Regions from separate parts of the Homo sapiens genome. Here region 1 is linked to region 2. The links are chromatin contacts, found by Hi-C or POLR2A ChIA-PET in ENCODE. All regions are on one chromosome and are shown on one strand. The core of a region is the stretch at or near the end of the contact, and the rest is flanking DNA. Distances in the headings are between cores, read along the strand shown.

What was found. Hi-C counts contacts between places; a loop is a spot of excess contacts on that map. ChIA-PET counts read pairs that join two places held with the same protein, here RNA polymerase II (POLR2A). Pooled maps may share reads with other maps.
Region 1: a loop to region 2 is called in a map with no recorded cell type, with 4 times the contacts of the local background. The contact joins the promoter of PGLYRP4 here to the promoter of LORICRIN in region 2. A Hi-C loop is called at or near these places in 1 of 168 maps with a recorded cell type or tissue (GM12878), 7 of 37 single-sample maps with no recorded cell type and 5 of 50 pooled maps. POLR2A ChIA-PET finds 5 or more read pairs at or near these places in 1 of 52 experiments (GM12878).

Annotation. Positions count from the first base shown.
Region 1 is chr1:153,347,505-153,350,331 of GRCh38, forward strand. It overlaps PGLYRP4 (peptidoglycan recognition protein 4), which reads right to left and starts at 1,337. Exons shown (of 9, transcript NM_020393.4): 1 at 1,024-1,337; 2 at 380-474. The coding sequence starts at 428.
Region 2 is chr1:153,258,409-153,261,164 of GRCh38, forward strand. It overlaps LORICRIN (loricrin cornified envelope precursor protein), which reads left to right and starts at 1,279. Exons shown (of 2, transcript NM_000427.3): 1 at 1,279-1,325; 2 at 2,519-2,756. The coding sequence starts at 2,542.

The DNA of each region.
Region 1 (2,827 bases), core at 87-2,586, 89 kb after region 2:
CTGGAACTAGAGGCATGTGCCACCACACCCAGCTAATTTTTGTATTTTTAGTAGAGACGTGGTTTCACCATGTTGGCCAGGATGGTCTCGATCTCTTAACCTCGTGATCTGCCCACCTAGGCCTCCCAAAGTGCTGGGATTACAAGCATAAGCCACCACCCCTGGCCAAGAGAGAGTAGTTTTTTTTGTTGTTGTTTGTTTGTTTTTGAGACAAGTTCTTCCTCTGTCACTCAGGCTGGAGTGCAGTGGTGGGATCTCGGCTCACTGCAGCCTTGAACTCCTCAGGCTCAGATGGACAGTAGGTATTTTTTAATTCCTATTATGAGACTTTAGGATCACCCTTCTCGGTTGCTTTTTGGCCCAGGGAAAGAAAACTTACCCCAGGCCTGGATACCCAGAGCAGAGAAGACAAGAAGCCACGGCAGCATCCCCACGTGGTCCCAGGACACCAATCTGGAGAGTGTGGATGGCAGCCTGAGAGAGACGCTGACAGTTGTTAACATGACCATTCTCAATCTGCAGAGCATCCCAAACCCTGACTGCAGTGGGTGCCATCTGCCTCCTCTACCATCCTGTGGCCTCCTGAGGGCCAGCACCTGCTTCAGTCTTCTCAGGGCCCCCAGCATACAGCAGGTGCTCAGCATCCCTGTCCTATTATTACCCGAGGAACTCAATTTCATCACGTGCCCACGGCGTGCAAGGCTGTGTACACACTTGCACATGCAGTCTTATTTAATTAGTCCTCACACTAATCCTGTCATGTAAGACTGTTAACCCCCATTTTTACAGACAAAGGAAGTAAGATCCAAGAATGGTACAACCGAGAAATCCAGACTCATATGGATGGGTCTTATGCAGAGAATCCCTTCCCAGCTGGGAATATGCCAGATGAGGGAGATATAGGAGTAGGAGGGGTTCCTAGTTCTAGGGCAGAGGAAATCCAATCCTTAACACTCTTTCTGGTGGATTCCAGTCCCTTTGCTGGAAGAGGGCTTCTGAAGAAGAAACACATACTCAACTCACAGATATCTGTGGGTCCTGTGCTGTCCCAGCCCAGCAGGTCAGGGTGCAGTCAGCTTGCCCCTGATTGGCCAGCAGCTCCTTCCCTTCCAGACTTGGCCTCCAGGCCCTGCCCTTCTTCACCAACTGGCGCCTTCTCCTCCAGCCTTCACTCTCCCTAGCCCTAGAGGGCACTCCCTCCCTGGGAATGGAGCACTCGGGCTCTAGCTTCCCAGAGAGAAGAGAGCCCAGGATCCCTAACAAAAGATGGGGAGAAGGGAAGACAGAGGGCAAGGCTCTGAGCCAGCTCCTTTCACAGCACCTGGAGAAATGCAAGTGGGACCAGACTCAGGCTGAGAGCACCTGGGGACCCGCCCTGTGAATAAGCCCAGGTAGCTCCTCCCTGGGAAAGGGCAAGATTGCCCAACACTCCCGAGAGCTCGTCCTCAGCCCCAACCTGGGAAAGCCTGCAGGGCCTGAGGGTTGTGTCTGCAACATCTAGAAACTTCCTGCCTGTGAAGTTCTGCTCCAGGAGCCTGAAGACTGTGGATTGAAGTCACTCACCAACACCACCTTTTACCAGGGTCATGAGCAGGGTCAGGATGGACAGAGAGAAACTGGGAGGTACAATCTCAGGAAACAGCTCACGATGCCTAATTCTGCCCCAATAGCTTACATGTCTGCCCATCATCCTCCCGCCTGCCACTCCCCACCGTCGGCATCAAGCTGCCACCTACCACAGAAAGCCTCCCACAAACCAAGAATCTCCAGCTCCTCGCCATGTTCCAGTTGTCACCTAATCTCATTCCACATTCTGCAACCTGGACTTACAGCCCTTGAGTCTTCACAGAGGAAACTCTGCATGACACTTTCCAAGAACGCAGTAGGATGCAGTCTCCACGGGGACCTGCAGAGCCTCTCATGTCCCGGAGGGTGGGGCAGCCTCCCTAGACACTTAGGAAGTGCCCTGAATCCAGAACAGTTGCTCTCAGTGAGCTGCAGTCCCACTCTCAGACTGGGCTCCCCAGGAGCGCTCTCTGGATGGGGCCCATTGAGCATGCGCCAGGTCTACCTGGCATTCATCCCAGTCATGCACCCAGACCCAGGCTGGAGCTGTGTGATGAGCAGGGGCTGCTGAGCTCTGTCCTGGGGTGAGGGTGAATGTGGGGCAGAGCCAGAGACAGAGATGAAGGAGACCAAGAACTGCAGCCTGGGACCAGCACTGTAGGGACCCTGGTAGTTTCCCCAGCCTGGCAACATGCTGTTTCTCCATGCCTTTTGCTGGCCGCCCATCCTAAATAAGTAGAACAGTTCTCAAAATGAGAAGGTTTCTGGGCTTGCATCCGGGGCACCAAGGACTTGAGGAGACTCGGTTCCCCTTTTTGGAGCGGCTTGGGGAGGGGAAGCCCAAGAAGAGATTGGGTGGTGGCTGCCAAAGGGGACCAACAGATTCTCTGCCCCATCCAGAGACCAACAGATTCTTGAGGACTAACAGACTGAGGGCTGTCCGGGACGAGGGCATCGGGAGGGAGGAAGAGAGCAGTGTGGGTTGTCCCTCTCTGATTCTGTGAACTCAGAATCCCGAGAGGACCTCCTAAGTCCTAAATTATCTGGCCCCCAGCCCCATCTCACTCCACGCTGCCAGAGCAGGCTCCCAGTGCTCTCTGCCCCACCTCCCACCATCTCAAGACCCTTCCCAAGTGCCCAGCCTCGCTCCCCACCTGCGCCCAGAGGCTCCACTTCAGCCTGGCATCTTTGGAAAGGGCTCCGTGACTAGTTGGGACTGGTAGAGGCTCAGAGTCTCTCTTCTCCATTCTAGCACCTGAAT
Region 2 (2,756 bases), core at 29-2,528:
TTAAACAATACCAATTGACTTCCGGTTATGAAAGAAGCAGCATCCTGTTCTGCATGCGCAGAGGTGATGCTACTGGTCCAGAGTCAACAAGAAAGTTTTGAGTTATTCTCCTAGGAGAAGAATTGGACTTGCCCAATCCCTCCATGGACTCCTTTCTGGCCTTGGTATCCAAGGGAAGGCCAGGTTGGAAGTAAGGATGTGCTGTTATATGAGAAAACAACAAAAAAGACAGCATCACCTTCTACACTTAACATAACTATTCTCCCTTCACATGCCTGTGAAATAGGTACTACTATTTTTATTTGATAGACAAGGTAACTGAGGGTCAAAAAGCTTGATCATTCCACAGTCAATAAGTACTTACTGAGTGCCTCCCATGTGCAGGTACTGCACTAAGAGCTATGACTCTGCCCAAGGTGACACAGCTGGCAAGTAGCAAAGGGAGCACCCAATCTGTCACCTAATCTCAAGTCTATCCCATTCAATGACTGCCCCTCAGGCTAAGGTCAGTGTTTTGCCACACAACACCACAGGACAACAGAGCCAAAGAGCCTTTGTGGGATCACATGGTCCATCTCTTTAGTTTGCTCTGCTGCAAGGAAAGTCAGTATTGATTACCCTTCTCAGACTGTCTCAAATGCCTGCTGTCTCTGGGGATGAATCAAAGTAGCTTCCCACGTCACATTAGTTACAGCACTGTCTATGGTGTGCAGTCCAGAGCTGGGTGCTGGGGACTCATGCCTCCAGTGGGCAGGACAGAAACACCCCAGCAAAACACACATGAAATCCTGGGAGATAAACTTTTGCAAAGGAGTAACGGGTTCTAAAGTTTTGAGGATTTTTAGAGTAGCAGGACCAGAAGTCAAACAGTAGGATTTAGAAGGTCCTACTCCTTGGATAAAGCACTGAGATCTTCAGTTTGACTCTCTTAGGGCACCTCAAGACTCTGGGACCTATTCCTCAAGCACAGCCCTGTGGTCACCTGGTATGCATCCTGTGCCAGAGGTTTTGGAAACAATGTCTGCCATCCACTCTGACTGGGTGACCCCACTGATGAGCCTGCCACACTGTTGCATCAGAGAAGGGGCCAGTCACACACCAGGCTGCCCATCTCAAGAATGCCAAAACCTTCATGAATGGGCCATCCTGTGCCTGCAATCACAGGGAGGTGGGGCCGACAGCCACGGGTCACGTAACTGAGGCCAAACACAAGAAGCTGGCCTGGATCAATGAGTCAGGGAGAGCTCTATATATAACCTCAGGAGATCAGTGCTCCTCACATTGCCAGCATCTTCTCTCCTCACTCACCCTTCCTGGTGCTTTGGGTAAGTGTGGTTCTACTGACTCTCTCATTTTCCCAGCTGGTCTTGCCCAGGCCTGACTAGATTAGATGGACCAGGGCCTCTTTCCCCTTTGGGAGCTATAGGACCTCTGCCTTCCCAAAAGCACTCACATTTAGAGGGCGGTCAGGAAAGGAGCAGGGGATGAGCTGCTGCCATGCAGATGGTGTTTCTGGTCTTCTGGCCAGAATGTAAACTCCACAAAGACAAGACTATCTCCTGCCTCTCTGGCACCCGCATAGGGGCAGGCATGGTGCCGGGCACAGAAGGACTCTGCAGAGGCTGTCCAAGGCAGCCTGTGCACAGGCTGAGCAGACCTTGTGAACCTGTCAGGAGGAGAGGCTGAGCCACTCTCAAGAGAGTAGGGAGAATGATCCAAAAAAGTTGCAGATGGGAGGGATTTCAGGTGCCACAGAAATCCAATTGCTGTTTTACAGAGTTAGAAGTTCTGAGAGGGAAATACAACTTCCTACTAGTCAAAGTCCCTTCTACCAAACTTGGACTTGAGAAAATCATGGAAGAGATGGCTAATAGCTTCTGGTCGGGGATGTTGGTCCAAAGGACCACCAGGGTCCTTCCCCTGTTTCCAGGCAGGGCCACAGCAGAGCCTGTCTTTTCTAGTGACTAGCCCTTGGTTCATGGCCTAGCTCAGTGGGACAGACCAAGAGTTTGAACTAAGAGCTTCTGCAGAGGATGGAGTGCAACAGCCCTCAATAGAATGAAGTCCGACAAACCTCTCTCTGTTGTGCTGGGAATGGGTAAAATCTCCTATCCTAGGTAGAGGTTTGTGGTAGTTTTCTATTTGCACTCAGAGAATCAGTGTTGAGATTGGAAGAGGCCTGAAAGATGAAGTGTTCAAACCCTTTCATTTAACAGGAAATGAGAAAGAGGCGGGCGTGTGGGTGATCTGCCCTCAAATCACACAACAGTGGTCAGAGGCAGAGCTGGGAGAAAGAATGGGCACTGCTAACTGGGCTGTTTAAAGCATAATGAAGGCTTTCTGCAGGGGAATGAGGAACTCAACTTTTCCAAAAGCAGCAATCATAAGAAACCCCGCTGAGGGCTCTCCGGGCACCTGAAGGAGCCCTGGGAGGATGGCGATGTTGCCTATGGATGCAGCTGCCTCCGTAAGTATCCTCTTGCAGCTGGTCCAGCGATGCTCTCTTCTCCCCTTCCAGGCTCTCCTTCCTTCTCAGACAAGATGTCTTATCAGAAAAAGCAGCCCACCCCTCAGCCCCCAGTGGACTGCGTGAAGACCTCTGGCGGCGGTGGCGGTGGCGGCGGCAGCGGCGGTGGTGGCTGCGGCTTCTTCGGCGGCGGCGGCTCAGGGGGCGGTAGCAGCGGTTCTGGCTGCGGCTACTCCGGCGGCGGTGGCTACTCTGGCGGCGGCTGCGGCGGGGGCTCCTCCGGCGGCGG